2 separate regions of the Mus musculus genome follow, and region 1 is linked to region 2. The links are chromatin loops, found by intact Hi-C in ENCODE. Cell type or tissue: left cerebral cortex. All regions are shown on one strand. Each heading gives the region's core, and the rest is flanking DNA. Links, peaks and the distances in the headings are about the cores only.

The links. A loop is a pair of places that touch in the nucleus more often than their neighbours do. Peaks named below come from ENCODE experiments on the same cell type or tissue, not always from the same donor. Only the 100,000 strongest peaks of a DNase experiment are listed, where the experiment ranks them.
Region 1: it touches region 2 in a loop (4-fold over the local background); 6 of 42 quality-filtered maps call a loop at or near these places.

What each region holds. Positions count from the first base shown.
Region 1 is chr4:43,403,064-43,410,718 of GRCm38, forward strand. It overlaps Rusc2 (RUN and SH3 domain containing 2), which reads left to right and starts at 3,439. Exons shown (of 12, transcript NM_199057.3): 1 at 3,439-3,617. In left cerebral cortex, for the core only: a CTCF peak has its summit at 3,308; DNase peaks (open chromatin) are centred at 3,412 and 4,193; H3K4me3 peaks cover 2,262 bases; H3K27ac peaks cover 3,805 bases.
Region 2 is chr4:43,262,946-43,270,600 of GRCm38, forward strand. Unc13b (unc-13 homolog B) reads left to right here. Exons shown (of 40, transcript NM_001384106.1): 39 at 32-191; 40 at 355-1,928. The coding sequence ends at 640. Atp8b5 (ATPase, class I, type 8B, member 5) reads left to right here and starts at 4,214. Exons shown (of 29, transcript NM_177195.3): 1 at 4,214-4,297. In left cerebral cortex, for the core only: a CTCF peak has its summit at 4,304; a DNase peak (open chromatin) is centred at 4,267; H3K4me3 peaks cover 729 bases.

The DNA.
Region 1 (7,655 bases), core at 871-5,870, 140 kb after region 2:
CATGTCACTGACTGGGGGTCTTTCTGCCAGCTAACCATTTCTTTCATGATTCATATTCCTTTTTGTTTTTTGTTTTGTTTTGTTTGTTTTGTTTAGAGACAGGGTTTCTCTGTGTAGCCCTGGCTGTCCTGGAACTCACACTGTAGACCAGGCTGGCCTCGAACTCAGAAATTTGCCTGCCTCTGCCTCCCAAGTGCTGGGATTAAAGGCGTGCACCACCGCTGCCCGGCACGATTCGTATACTAACAAACCATGTTCAGTCCTAACTTTGCCTTTAACCAGATGTTTCTGGATTTTTCCCTATGAGGAGCATAATCCCTCCGAGTTGTAGTCAGAGTCCCCACAATCGGGAAAGAAGGTTGTCAAACATGGAGGTTTAGCGTCCCATCTTCAGCCAGGAGCAGATCAGTTTGGTGCATTAAGGCTGGAAAAAAAATGTTGAAACCCTCGTTCTGACACTGGTATCACTTCCCCAATCATGGTGCTGCCCTGGCCACCCCAGAGCCGTATTGGCAATGATCTTAATAAAACTATGAGACCCTTAGCTTAGATAACGATTCCAGAGTACCCCCACAGTACCTTGTACAGAATAGGAGTCATGTAGATGCCCACAGTGTGACCTTGGAGATGGCTTGCTTGGTAGAGTACTAACCCTGTGAACATGAGTCGCTGAGTTCAAACCCTTAGCACCTGTGTAAAGGCTGAACCCAGTGGCGTGCCTGTAACCCCGAAAGTAGAGGAGGCAGAGACAGGCAGGTCACTGTGACTTGCTGACTAGCTAATTTTGCTCGACTTGGTGACATGTGAGCGTGCACCCACCAAACCCTGCACACAAACACACATGCATACAGCATTCATACAGAGACTGTAAGGTCTTGGGATAGCCAGCAGGTTGGTTCTATAGGTAAGGGTGCTTGCCACCAAGACTGACAACCTGGGTTTAATTCTTGGAGTCCACACAAGGGTAGAGGAGAACTGACTCCTTGAAAGCTGTCCTCCGGCCTCCATTTGTGCGCATGGCGGCGCATGCGTGCCCACACACCCCCCAAATGTAAAAGAAAAATGCTTCTAGATCAGGAAAATACAGTTTATCATAACTTATTTTGATTTGTCTTAATGTGAGCATTTGCTATTAGATCAGTCATACAGTTTGAGGTGACATGGCCAAATGCAGGTTATTGCTGAATGGAATAACATAAACAGAAGTCCTCCCTTATTTCCAGATAAGTTCCTTGAGGTGAAAGGTCAGCAGAGTGACCTTATTGGGAAAGGTCAGGGACAAAGGTATACTGAGACGACACACAGTCCTCACTTCTGTCCCTCTTTGAAACAGGGTCCTGCAATGTAATCCAGACTGACCACAAACTCGCAGCGAAAGCAGATGCCCCTCAGCTTCCCAGACGCTAGGGTCACAGACGCTGGGGTCACTACACCTGGCTCCTTGGGCACCAGGCATGCAGTAGGGCTGGGTAGTAAGTAACAGCATGATCTGTGGTGTGCTAAACTAAAGGAATCATGGAGTGTGTGTCGCTAGCTCTGCAGGCTCGGGGTCGTCTGCCTCACAGATATTTTCGGGACAAAGACCCTGGGCCCAAAGTTCTCATGGGAATCAAGTAGTGAGTACTCCATGCTCTTGATCACAAATGGCACTGCTTAACCTACAGCAAGCCCCAGAAGTAGTCTCTATCAGCTCCAGAAAAGGCCAGCGCCCCACACCTACCGTTTCAGCCATGCTGAGAGGGCTGCTACTGGCTGCTCAGGGTTGTAAGCTCCTCCCTTTTCCGGCTTCTCTTCTTCATTGTTTGCTTCTTTGTAGGACCAGGGGCTGTTGATCCTCAAGCGAGTCAAGGTTAGACCTCTGTAATTCAGCTCAGGTCAGCATGAAGTCAGGAAACACACAGGTCTCAGGAGCGCGGGGAAGATGCAAGAACGGAAGTAGATGAATGTGAAGGCGTGCACCTGGAACCCCAGCGCTGCCTCTCAAGGCTTCTTGAGACCTGAAATCCAGAGTCTTCCCGGTAGAGTGGAGATAGCATAGTCAGCCACCATACCATGGGTTCTACGGCCCACAGATTCAACCAACCATGGAGGAGAAATATTCAGGGGAGGAGAGCTTGCCTGGGACACATAAAGCCCTCAGTTCAATTGGAAATTTAGTTGGGGGAGTAAAGGAAACAGTTCAGAGCAAAACCAAATAAATGCGCATGACTCATTGGGAACCACAGCGCTCACCAGGAAGGTGGCTGGTTGGCTGGTTGGTTTTGTTTTGTTTTGTGGAGTTTTTGAGACAGGGTCTCTCTATGTAGTTCTGGCCACCCTAGAGTTCTCTATGTAGACCAGGCTGGCCTTCGACTCACAGACATCTGCTTGCCTCTACCTCCCAAGTGCTGGGATTAGAGGCATGTGCTGCCATGGTTGTCCTGAAAGCTGCTGTTTTGGAGGGTGGCATCAGTGAGCAGCGACAGATTCCACTTACACACCTGGCTCGTGTGTGGTCTGCTACTGCGCGGTTATCCTCACAGAATGGCCCAGAACTCGAGAGAGGAAGAGGCAGGTAGTTCAGAAGGTCCACAGTTGAAGCGAAGGCTCTAAGAACCCAGTCCCTTTCCTTTGCCTGCCTTCCTGTGGGAGAAGGAACTTTCCAGACTCTCTGCCTGGTTAAAGGGAATCGACTCCCTTACAACCCTGGTCGAACCCAAGTCCGCAAGAACCAAAAACTGATGTGACAGGCTCAGCTCCGCTTAAACTGTTAGACCCTCTGAAGAGCCGGGAGACCAGCTGAACCCTGGGTTAGGGAGGTGGCCTGCAGCCACCCAGACTTGGAGCATCAGAGCCACCTGCTCAGAGAAGCCCCCTGTGGCCCAGGGGCTTCCTTCAGAAGCCTACGCAGAGGGACCCTGGAAACCCAGCACTGAGATTGGGCCTTGTGAAAAATGCCGGTGTTGTTTAGCTGGTGGAATGCTGATCTGTCGCTGGGAATATTGTTTTGTTTAGTGTAGCCTCTGGGTGGGGCTTCCAAAATCTCCTTCCAGGATGACCCTCCACCCTAACCCAGCTGGAAACCTAACTAAAGAAAAAGCTGGGAAACACGCAGTCATTCACTGCCTGAGTGGGAGGAGTGTGTGTGGGGGGGTGCTTCTAGCCAAGGTCGGAAAGGAGCGGCCTGAGAAGGGAAGGAAGGAAGGAAGGAAGCGCCCAGGCTCTGCCCAGACTTCTTCCAACACTCAGGACCCAGGAGAAGCTAGGCTCGGCTCTCCCTGGGTTTTTATGCTGCTGTCTGGAAAGTCTCCGTCTTCCAGCACCTACTGCCCCCTGTGGCTGACTTCTCTCTCTACGCCCCTCCCCCAGACTAACAGGCCGAAGGGACCGACCTGGAACTGAGTGGCTGCACTGTGGGCTTGCCTGCTCCTTTCCCTCCCCATCCCTCCCCTTAGTAGCAACGTCACCGCAGCCCAGCCGCCGTGGCAGCAGCAGCAGCAAGAAGACAGGCTGAGATTGCGCAGCCTCCCTGCATTAGCTCGGGATGCCATTGTACTAACAGAAATCAGATCTCAGGGTATCAGCCCGGTCCCCCTTGTGCGATCTCGAGGACCAGTGATTCAGCTGCCATTGTCGAGGTAGGGCGCGACGGGCGTGCAAAAGGAACGGGAGCCACCAGGTCCAGCTCGAGGCTCCTTGCAGAGGAATGGCTCTGGGGTGGGGGGTGGGAGGTCACTGCTGGCAGAGGCCGGATCAGCATCAGCATCTGGGCTCTGGCTTCTGAAGGGTGGCTTTGTCTTTCGGAAAGGGAGAGTGACAGCAAGCGGAGACAAACTCATCTCTGCATGCATGCATGGGCCGGGCAAGAAAGAGGCTTGGGCTGATGCTATCTATCTGTGCTGTTTGGTCAAGAAACAAGATCCTTTTCTCTTCCTTCCTTCCTTCCTTCCTTCCTTCCTTCCTTCCTTCCTTCCTTCCTTTCTTTCTTTCTATCTGGGTATTTCTAATGAAGCTGCTGTAGCTGCAGCTTTCAAATCTGGACACAAAGGCTGAATGGGTGGAGACCCTTCTACAGCTCGTGGAAGTTTATGCTGAAAACCATGCAGGAATCTATGCATTCTTATCCAGAAGGTTGGGTGGCTTTTCCTCCCCACACATGCATACTTGTATGCACACAGACATATCCATTGTAGAAGCTGCCAGGCTCTGGGATTGGTTGCAGTAAGAATGAATGCAAATGCCCTACAGCGTATGGAGAGAGGGATGCTGAAGGCACCTGACCTCTTATGTTATACTCAGCCCTGCTCTACAGAGCAGCTTCCTAGCAGGAAGGGACCAAAGCACAAGCTAAACCAATGCCCCCTGATCCACCATACCGCCCTCTTCCCTTCGTCCTGCCCTAGAGAAGACTGTCAGCCCCACAGAGGCTCTCCGAAGGACCTCAGGTCAAGGTCAGATCACTAAAGTATAACAATGAATGCCTTTGCCTCCCTCCCTGCTAGCTCTGAAGAAACCAGAAAAGCAGCAACTAGGTACTGTGACCAACAGAGGGATGCTGTTGGGTGAACAAAGACAGGAAGCGGCCTTCTGGAGTTGTCTTGCCCGTAGGCAGACAGATCCTTAGCCCTGTTTCCACCATTCACCCGGTAGTCAACTTGGAGATTAGACGGGAGTTTTACAATGTGTGACTGGGCATTTCGGGAGTGTCCTGAGAGTAGGTTAGTTCCCAGCAAGCCAAGAACTGTGAACAGCACAGTGGAGCAAGGGGGAAGTGTCGTGAGAACCATGAATGGGCCAGGATGAGGCAGAAGCCTGAGAACTGGGGCCTGAAGGGCAGGAAACAGGATTGACCAATGTGAGAACATGGGACGAAAGGGGCCGCAGGTTCAGACTAGTTGATAGAGCTTATATAAGTGGTCACGGCAGTGGGCACCATGGAATAGTAGGAAACAGCTGTGTGAGGGTGATGGCCGGACTTGAGGGAGAGGACTGGCCTCAAGCCCTTGAGAATGAGTGGTAGTAGACACCCTCGAGAGGGGACGTGCCCAGGCTTGGAGCCATTTCAGCTGTGATTGGGAGTGAGCTACCCATAACCTGCAGCTTGGTTTCCTCGTGTGTTAAACGTGTGTGATGACACACACACCTCTAATCTCAGTACTCAGGAGGCAGAGGCGGGCAGATCTCTGAGTTCAAGGCCGGCCTCAGCTACAGAGCCAGTTCTAGGTCAGCCAGGGCTATACAGAGAGACCCTGTCTCAAAAATATAAGCAAGCAAGCCCACGCAGTGAAAATGCCTGTGACTATATGGGGATGTTTAGATGGAATTGGAGATTCCCTGCATCTGTGCACCTAGATGTCACATCTTCCTGCTGGCTGAGCCACTACTCTACCTACAGAGTTAGATTTAGGTAGGAGGCTCGTCTTCGTTTATGGGAGTTTCCTCCTCCTCTCTTCATTTAATTAGGAACAACACGTGTGAACTGAGTTCATTCATCTCAGAGTGCTCTTCACCCATGGCCACAGTGTTACATTCACTCCCAGGGAAGAAGTCTTAGATGCACTCTCGCTTGTTTTCTGCAGTGTTTGAGGCAAAGTCAAATGGCTTATTACATCATTCCTCTTTGTGTTGTTTGAGTCAGACTCAGTAGCCCAGGTTAGTTTGAACCGACTGTAGCTCAGACTGGCCTTGAACTCCTAACCTTTCTCCCTACCCTACAGATGCTGGGGTTATAGGGGTCACCTCCCTAGCTCCCATTTCATTCCTTTTTTTTTTAATGTTCAAAAATTAGGGCTCCTAATTTTTATTATTAATTCTATTGTTTGCTCACTTATTTGTAAAACTCTGGCCCTGAGCTGTGTCTCCAGGTCCCTTTATAAAAAAAAAAAATGTATGTGACTGTTTTGCCTGGATATATCTATGAACCCTAGAGGGAAATCTAATATTGTATTTAAAGAGAATCCCCCTACTTAAAGAAAACTATTATTTATGTACATGGTATGTATTATCTATAGATGAAACAGAAAAAAAATGAAAATCATCCAGAATTGCTCAACAGAGATCTGCACTATGAATATTTTGTTGTATTTCCCATGCATATAAACATAAAAATTAATAAAAATAACTTAGAAAAAGATCATATATATACAGTTCATCTTCTATTTCCTCTTTAAGTCAGTGCTCAGATTACCATATTGACATTGTTTTGAGCCACAGTCTCACTGTACACCCAATCTGGCTATGAATCCTGGGTTGGGGAAACTCTTCTGCCTCAGCCTTCTAAGTAGCTGGGACCACAGGACCTCACCACACTCAGCTAGTAGCATAGGGTTGCTTATATATCACACACACACACACACACAGTGCACACATGCACACACCACGTGCGCATGCACACATTTTTGGGGGTGGGCAGGGTTTCAAAAGGCACCACACCTAACTGTATATTTTTCAATTAGTGGATCCTTGTTGGAATTTTAGAGTCTTGTCACCCTTGTTACCTTCATAGCGTGTAGTCTGTTTGTGGGTATGTGGGGGTGTGTATTACACACACTGTGTTGTAGGTATGTGGGGGGGTGTATTACACACGTGCACACATATATGAGACCCAATATTTTTGTAAAGGAGATACGCGGAAGTAAGGGGGAATTGTCTTGTTTTCTCTTATATCAAAGCATCCTAAAAAATCCCATCCATTGATCTTGTTCCTCAAAACGTCACTAAGCCATTGTTCCCCATTCCCCATTTTGTTCTTACTTTATTTCTGCAAATGCCCACCCTCTCTATCCCCCTCCCACCCACCCCACTCCAGCCCTCCCCCCACCCCCCACAGCAGGCTTTCTGTCTCACTCCTCTTCCCAGAACCATAATCTTTTGTGGGTTTTGTTTTTGTTTTTTGAGACAAGATCTCTCTATGTAGCCTTGGCTAGCCTGGTATAGCTTTATTCTCAATACAGTTCATAAACCAGTCTGTTCACTGTAACAATCGCAGTGTCTAATAGCAGTGCATTTTTATCACCCCGCAAAGGTCCTCGTTAACCATTAAGCAGTTGTTCCACATCCCCCAGCCCTTGGCAGCTGCTGATCTACCTTCCATTTTAGCCAGTTTTCTTGTCTTAGACATTTCAAATCAGCAGGGCGTGGTGGCACACGCCTTTAATCCTAGCACTCAGGAGGCAGAGGCAGGCGGATTTCTGAGTTCGAGGCCAGCCTGGTCTACAAAGTGAGTTCCAGGACAGCCAGGGCTGCGCAGAGAAACCCTGTCTCGAAACAAAACAAAACAAAAAAAACAATTTCATGTAAGTCATATACCACACAAAGGAGTCACACGGAATACCATCTTGTAAGGCTCATTCATGTTGTAGCATGTTCTAGTGACTCAAGCTTTTATTGCCAAATAATGGCCCACCCATGCGTATATGGCGTTTGTACTCCTTTTTACCTGGTACAGAACATACTTACTCATTCATCAGCTTTGGGGTCTCGCCGTGGTCTTGGTTACTGTGCAAGCTGCTGTGAGCACGTTTATAGTGGCTTCTATGTGGCCTTCTGAGTTCAGTCCTAGAAGTGGGGTTGCTGGGTCTTGTGGGCCAGTCTGTGTAAGATTCTGAGGGACAGTCAGACGGTTTTTCAAGGGCCTGTACCATTACAGTGCCACAGCCACCTGTGAGGGTTGTAAT
Region 2 (7,655 bases), core at 1,438-6,437:
GATCCCTCACAGAGCTCCCTTGTTTGGTTAGTGGTAGCAGCCAATGACCTCAAGTGGCAGACAGCGGGTATGTTCCGGCCTTTTGTGGAAGTGACCATGGTTGGCCCACACCAAAGTGATAAGAAGAGGAAGTTCACAACCAAGTCTAAAAGTAACAACTGGACTCCCAAGTACAACGAGACGTTTCACTTGTAAGTTACAGAGTAGGAAACCTATAGAGCTCTGGAATTGGGGAGTGCTGGGTGGTAAGGCTGAAGAAACTGGAAGTAGACCAACTGGTTAGATGTCAAATTTGGATAAATTCAGCAGAAAATGTTCATTTCTGGCTTTTTATTCTGTACCCTGTGCTTATAGCCTCCTGGGAAATGAAGAGGGTCCAGAGGCCTATGAATTGCAGATCTGTGTGAAGGATTACTGCTTTGCCCGGGAGGATCGTGTGATAGGACTGGCAGTGATGCCCCTGAGGGATGTGGCAGCTAAGGGCAGCTGTGCCTGCTGGTGCCCACTGGGCCGGAAGATCCATATGGATGAGACAGGCATGACCATTCTCCGGATTCTGTCTCAGAGGAGCAATGACGAGGTAGCCCGAGAGTTCGTGAAGCTCAAATCAGAGTCTCGATCCACAGAGGAAGGGAGCTGACCATCTCTACCATCTCTGCCTTGTGTGCCATCCAGACAGCACCTACTGCCCAGATCAGTCAGGGAGAGTTAGCTGTGTAGCTAGCTTAGAGTCCTTGTAGTCAAATGGCTGACTCTCCCAGTTAGGATGTCTAAGGAGAAAATTGGGGCAGTAAGACTATGGCTTTTCAGAGAAACGTGCTGAATCCCCAACAAGTAGTCTGTGGTGCTAGAAGCTGGGCTGTGGACGCTACTTCATGGAGAGGTTTTTCCATAAATAGAGAGGGACAGACATTTCCAAGGATGTCAGCTCTTCTTGGTAGACAACTGTCCATTCCACTTCCCACTTCCACCCTTCTCTAAACCACACTTTGTCCAGGTAGGCACTTATGTGCTCCTCATTAGAACATGTTTAGAATGCCTGGAGCTTGTACCTGGCTGACTCCATGATCCACAGTGACGACTGGCCAGAGCAGGAACACACAGAGTGGAATTCACTGTCACTTGAGCAGCAGGACTGGTTTGTCTGGCTTCAGTGAGAACAAGGCTTGGAAACTGAACAAGATACCTTCTGCAGAGGCACTGAGCTAATTCCTTTGCTCAGAATGGCTGTCATAAGTCAAAGCAGGTTCACATGGTGCTTTGGAGCCCTTAGCAGAATATTTCTTTGGAATCCAGGCACCAGGGGTCTTATCTGCCCAGAGTACTGCCAGCTTCCTACTCCTGTAAGCAGGGAGTGATGCTTAGAACACACACACACACACACACACACACACACACACACACAATCTTATATGTATAGACTTGAAGGCCAACTAAGGATCCAAAGATATTTTCTTGAGTAGTCCCTGAACAAAGCCAAAAATAATGGAAAATGGTCTAGAAAGAATTGTTCTCACCTATGGTCACAACCTTCCGGCTGTCGTCCTTGCAGAAAACATCTAGTCTTTGGCCTTCCTCTTTTCTTTGTGATCAGCTGCTGTTCCCCACGGATTGGCCAAGCATAAAGGAGGAGCTTGGACTATGATTCCTCTGTATGCATTGGATGGAGGGGACCTGAGGGCTTGCTGGAAGGTCAGAAACAAACCCTTTCAGCAGGTCAGATGAGCTTCCTGGACCCTTGCTCAGAAACGTGACTTGATCTTTGGATTTCCTGATAGTAGCCTGAAATTGCTAAGGACTCTACATTGTCCACAATGCGCCAGTCAACACACGAAACAAACCAAGCATCTTTGCTGTTTTTAATTATTATATGTGCCATTATTATGGGAAATTATAGGGTAGACTTTAATAAATTATCTTATAGCAGCTTTTGGAGTCTGGAATTCTGTGAATATGTGAAAACTATAAAAATGTCATGTTTAATCATAGCTTTTAGACTAATAACCCCTGGTTACACACCCTATCCCAACTCCAGTTATTGGCTAATGGTGGAACCTAAGTGTCCTGAATGACTACGGAACCCACAGTCACTAGGCTGAGACAACCAGTCTCATAAACAGTCTTGTTACCTAGAACATCAGCTTCCTACATAAGATGTAGAAGAGAAGGAGCTGACATGTGCCACAGAGAAGTAGTCCACGCTTCCTCCATCTAGGATCACTGAGGTGGATCACAGCCTGGGCTGTGAACGTGCATCTGCAGAGGAGAGATGCAGGACATAGAGTAGGGCTAAGGCTGCTATGGCAGCCCAGGTTAGGCTTTGCGTCCCAGTTCTTTTCAAGGCAGATGAGCTGTGGTAGTAAAACTAGGAAGGTAGAGAAAGGAAGGTTAAAATGAGGCCTCACAGAATCAGAAAAGACTTGACACAGAAAATACAGACCTCACATCTTTCTTCCTACCGTAGCCAGCACCTGCAACAGGAAACTGGATCCATTTCCATTGCTTCCTAAACAGATCCTTTCTAGTCAGTTGCCAAGTCATTTTAAAGCTGCTTCCTCCTCCCCCTCCCCTCCTAATTGTCCCCAGGGGCTGGGTTGGGTGGCTCACACTTTAAGACCAGCAGTTGGGAGACAAGCATTTGGATCTCTGTGAATCTGAGCCAGCTTGGTCCACATAGCAGTTCCAGGCTCCAGCTAAGAAAATGGAATGTCCCTGTGAACCTACTCTCTATTTTCTAGTCCACTAGTCTAGTTAAGGGGCTTGACTGGGTTCATTTTCTCTGCCAGTTAAAGAACTACAAGGCAGAGGGAGAAAAATCTCGACCATGACAGGTAGCTGTAGAGAAATTGCAAAAGGGCAGATTCAGCAGTCAGAAGAAAGCTTTTTATTAAAAGTGAGAAAATATTCCCATTCAGCAGGGACACAGAGAAAGACCCTCCTGCAAAGCAGAAGTCCAGCTTCTTGATGGCTAGGAACTTGTAAAGTGTGAAGGGGCTTCCTCTCCTAATTTGGGGTTGGTTGGCCCATAACTGTTGTGTAAATATGTCCTGATCTGGCCTTGAGCTTGCTGAGGCACTCCATCAGCAGGGGCTCCACTGACAGGAGGAGGTAAAAAAAAATCCCACAAGACAATATTATTATTATTATTATTATTATTATTATTATTATTATTATTATTATTATTTATTTCCAGACCTTTGTCTCAGGTCAAGAGGGTGAAGAAGCAGCCAGGCATCTTGGAAGTTCACAGTCTTTATTACTTAGTCATGGCCCCTCTCATATATTTGCCTATCAGGAACTCTAACTCCTAGTTCCTCGTAGTATTTTTTATTTCCCCTCCTCTGCATCACTGATAAACCCCAGCCTTTGTTCCTGCTCCCTCTCTCTTTTTAAAAAGTACTTTAAAGTTTTATTTACATTTATGTGAGTGTTTTGCCTGCATGTATGCATGCACCACCTGGGTGCCTGGTACCCACAGAGGTCAAAAGAAGGCATCTGATCCTGGCACTGGAGTTGTGGATGGTTGTGAAACACCATATGGATGTTCTCTGCAAGAACAAGTGCTTTTAACCACTAAGCCATCTCTCTGGGTCCGTCCTCTTTCCTCTTCAGTTAAAAGCCACTTGGTCTTGCGAAGATTATATGCCCCAGTACAGGGGAATGCCAGGGCCAGGAAGGGGGTGTGGGTGGGTTGGGGAGCAGGGCAAGGGGGTGGGGTTGGTATTGGGGACTTAGGGGATATCATTTGAAATGTAAATGAAGAAAATCTAATTTAAAAAAAAAAAGCTACTCAGTGGTCACAGTGGCTTCTAAGCTAAAACTTAAACCCCTCCAGGAGTGCCCTCCACATACCCATCACACATACCCATACACACAATTCCGCAGCTGAATTTGCCCTCAGTGCCATTTTACATTCTTGTGTCCATTCTTGTTAATTTCCAGTCACCCCTTCCACACTACCTTTCAGTCTGTCACCTCTGGGAAGCCATCTGGACCCCACCAACTCTGGGCAGCACGCCCCTTTGTTATTCTCCCCTCATTAGCATGCAGTTAGCCCCTGGAAGGATCTGAGGATTTCATCTCAGGACTTGGCCATCTCAGGGATTTAGGACTCAACTACTTCAAAGCCAGACTTTCCAGCTTCAGTATCTGCAGAAAGGGGCGTGGCGGGAGACGAGCTCGCGGCAGCGCGTGGGCGGGCGGGTCCAGCTCTGGGCGGAAGCTGTGGTTCTGTGGCACAAGCGCAGAAAGGTGCGTTAAGATGGAGGTTGCTGGAGTAGGAGGCTGTGAGGCGACGGTAAGTAGGGGGCGCCCGAGGAGAAGTTACGGTTTTCTTTCTGACAGCATTGCTTGGAGACCTTATGTTACTTGAACTACCGAGTGGTTATTCATCCTCCTACTTCTTTGAGAATTATTGTAATACTCACCAAGAGAACTCTGTCAGTACTCCTCAGATATACAGGTTTCCCTGGCACTCCCTGAGATGTCTATCCAGACATTTCCAAAGAGTCTTTATCCTCCCCCAGGTTGCTCCCACAGGGCACACATTTGTCCATTTATTCCGTAAAGCAGGTTAACCCTAAGTCTCCCAGCTGTGTCATATCCCTGGTAGCTAAGGAAATTTGCTCATTTCCCCAAGACTCTTAATATTCCTGGGCATTTGCTATCATTCTTTTCCTTTTAATGCCTACTTGGCAGGAAAAATTAAACTCTCTACCACGAACTTTCTAATGTGAATAAGTAGGTGTCTATCTATCTGAGGAACTGCCAAGGTAGACATTCTTTCTTTGCTTCGAAACAGGGTCTTGATGGATAGCCCTAACTGGCTTAAAACTCACTGCATAGACCAGACTGCCCTAGAACTTGTACTGATCCTCCTGCCTCTGCCTCCCTGCTGCTACGATCACAAGTATAAATTGTACTTGGTGTCCTTGAAGGCCATCAGATCCCTTGGGACCGTAGTTAGAGACAGATAGGAGCTGCCATGTGGATGCTGGGACCCCAATGCCACTGAGAGAGCAGTCTCTCTCCAGCCAGCCCCTTGATACAGTTTTAAACAAAAGAAAAGTAGGAAAATTTTCAGGTTAGAAGGTCTGAACTAGTGGATTTTTAAAGGATAGAATTACTCCCTTTAGCATGTTTTGACTGACCCCTGCATGGTCTTTCCAGACCCAAGAGCAAAAAGACAAAGCTGAAAAAGCAACATAAAATGGCAAAGATGTATTGAAGCTGGAATCAGAAGATATAAATGTGGGTCTCAGCTCTGATACATGCTGTTCACGAGTCTGGTCTTTAGTGTAACAGTTTGCTGGATTGTTATTTGGAGTGGTAATTCCTTCCATATCTAACTCAGACGGGTGAAGTGGACTCATATACATAAAAGAACTTTGAAAATATACATTTTCTCTATGTGAATAAAGAAGTATTATGCAGGAGCCTCTATGTTCTGAAAAAGTAACTTTTTTTTGTTTTTTGGTTTTTAGACAGGGTTTCTCTGTATAGCCAACTCAGAAATCTGCCTGCCTCTGCCTCCCTAGTGCTGGGACTAAAGGGGTGTGCCACCACGCCTGGCCTGAAAAAGTAACTTTTAAGGAATTTGTTTTGCTTAGTCCCAAGTTCAAGGAAAGTATATTTGTTGAGCAATTACTGTATATGTCAGGTATTCATCTAGGTCCAGGCCCTAGCATTGGATAAGAGACAACTCATAAATTTAGGGGTGGTCATCAGCATATTAATTACTTAAGTATCTAATGCAGACTCAACAGCATATTGAAGCAGTAGGAAGAATCTAAATTTAGAGTTACCTCTGCTGCTGTATAACTATGAAAAAGACTCTTCTATGTCAACCTGAATATCAGCATCGGTGTAAGAAAGAGTTAAGGTGACCTCAGATGTTCTTTTCAGTTGAACTTACCTAACGTAATGAGTTTATAGCCTTCCAAGAATGGCCATATTGAAAAAGCTGAACAGTCTGACTGTAAGAACAAGTAAGTACTAAAGTCACGCTAGGTTCAGCACAGCAGTAGTAAACAATAGAGTTGCCCTGTTTGATATAGAATGCTCAGAGACTTCACTGAAGATTAGGAAGTATGGAGACTTTGGAGTAGAAAAAAGGGCGTGGGCCCTTGCAGGTACTGGAACCTGAATGGAACTTCAAAGGAGCAAAGCATTTGTTTCTTATTATCCTCTTTAAGAAGATTTTCACATTTTAATTATGTGTATTGGTCTGTGTTTGGGTATGTGCACTTGAGTGCTAGTGCCTACTGAAGCCAGAGCTGGAGTTACATGCTGTTGGAAACTGCCTGATGTAGGTGCTGGGAAGCAAACTGCGGTCCTCTGCAAGAGCAGCACGTACTCTTAACCACTGAGCTGGTTCTTCAGACTCCATAGATTATTTTTCTAATGTAGCAGTCAGAGTCTTGGCAGAAAGATAGTTGATATGGTCACAAAGATTTGACTTAAAGGCCTGGTCAGCAATAAAAGAACTGTGAAGGAGTAAAGACAAGGGAGAGCAGCAGCAGTGAGTGGCGCCCCTAAGGCTGAAGGGGTAAAAGCAAGGGACTGTTCATACAGAGTCAAGCTAGGGCTAAGGCTCTGGGACAAGGGCCTTCCAGACCAGAGCTATGGTCTTAACTACTGCAGGGGCTGGAGAGATGGCTCAGCGGTTAAGAGCACTGACTGCTCTTCCCAAGGTCCTTAGTTCAATTCCCAGCAACCACATGGTGGCTCACAACCATCTGTAATGGGATCTCATGCCCCCTTCTGGTGTGTCTGAAGACAGCTACAGTGTACTCATATAAATAAAATAATTAAATCTTTAAAAAAGAAGGAAAGCAAGCAAGCAAGCAAGCTACTTCAGGAACTTGAACAAGGTGCAGAGAAATAAATGCCCTAATGTTTTCCATGTGCTCCAGTTGCCAGCTAGTACTCTTCATTGGTAAGCCCTAACAAGCAGTCTAGAGTCAAGACAGTATGGGGGATATAGTCCATAGAAGTCAGCTTCCCAGACCAGGGCAGGAGAGTTGGGGGAATGGGAGAGAAAACAGCAAACTTTTTCTCAGGGAACAAATAACCATCATGGATGCTTTCCAAATATTGTAGTGTTCCCTGTGTTGAAGTACTTTAAGATTCAATCTCAGCTCTCTGAGGATGCCGGTGCCTTTGTTGAAGGATGAGTGTGAAGATTCTGTGCTGTGGAATATGAAAGTACCCAGCATGTAGCCTGCATCCACCCTGGATGCCCACTTCATATTAGGACCTTTCTTACATGCCAGAGTTGCTCCTTGGCTAAAATACCTTCTCTAGCCAAGGTCTCAAAGTATAAATGCACTGACTGAATGAAGGGAAAGAGAACCTCAATTCCCAGGGGCCTGTTGCCCATTATAATGACTTCAGCTTTTAATGGGAGAAAGCTAAAAAGTCATTGAAAAGCTCTACAGGATCCTTACATCACAACATCAGGGCTTTTAATTCATCCACTAGGGGAAATCACCTGGATTTTTGTTCAGTGAGTTTGGATCACTTTTGAATTATTTAGATGTTGAGTTCCTTTTATATCATATGAGGAAGTATATATTAATGGTCTTCAGCTTCGAATACACATTGGAATCACTTGATATTGGATAATACTGAATCCACTATTTTGTTGGTTAGTT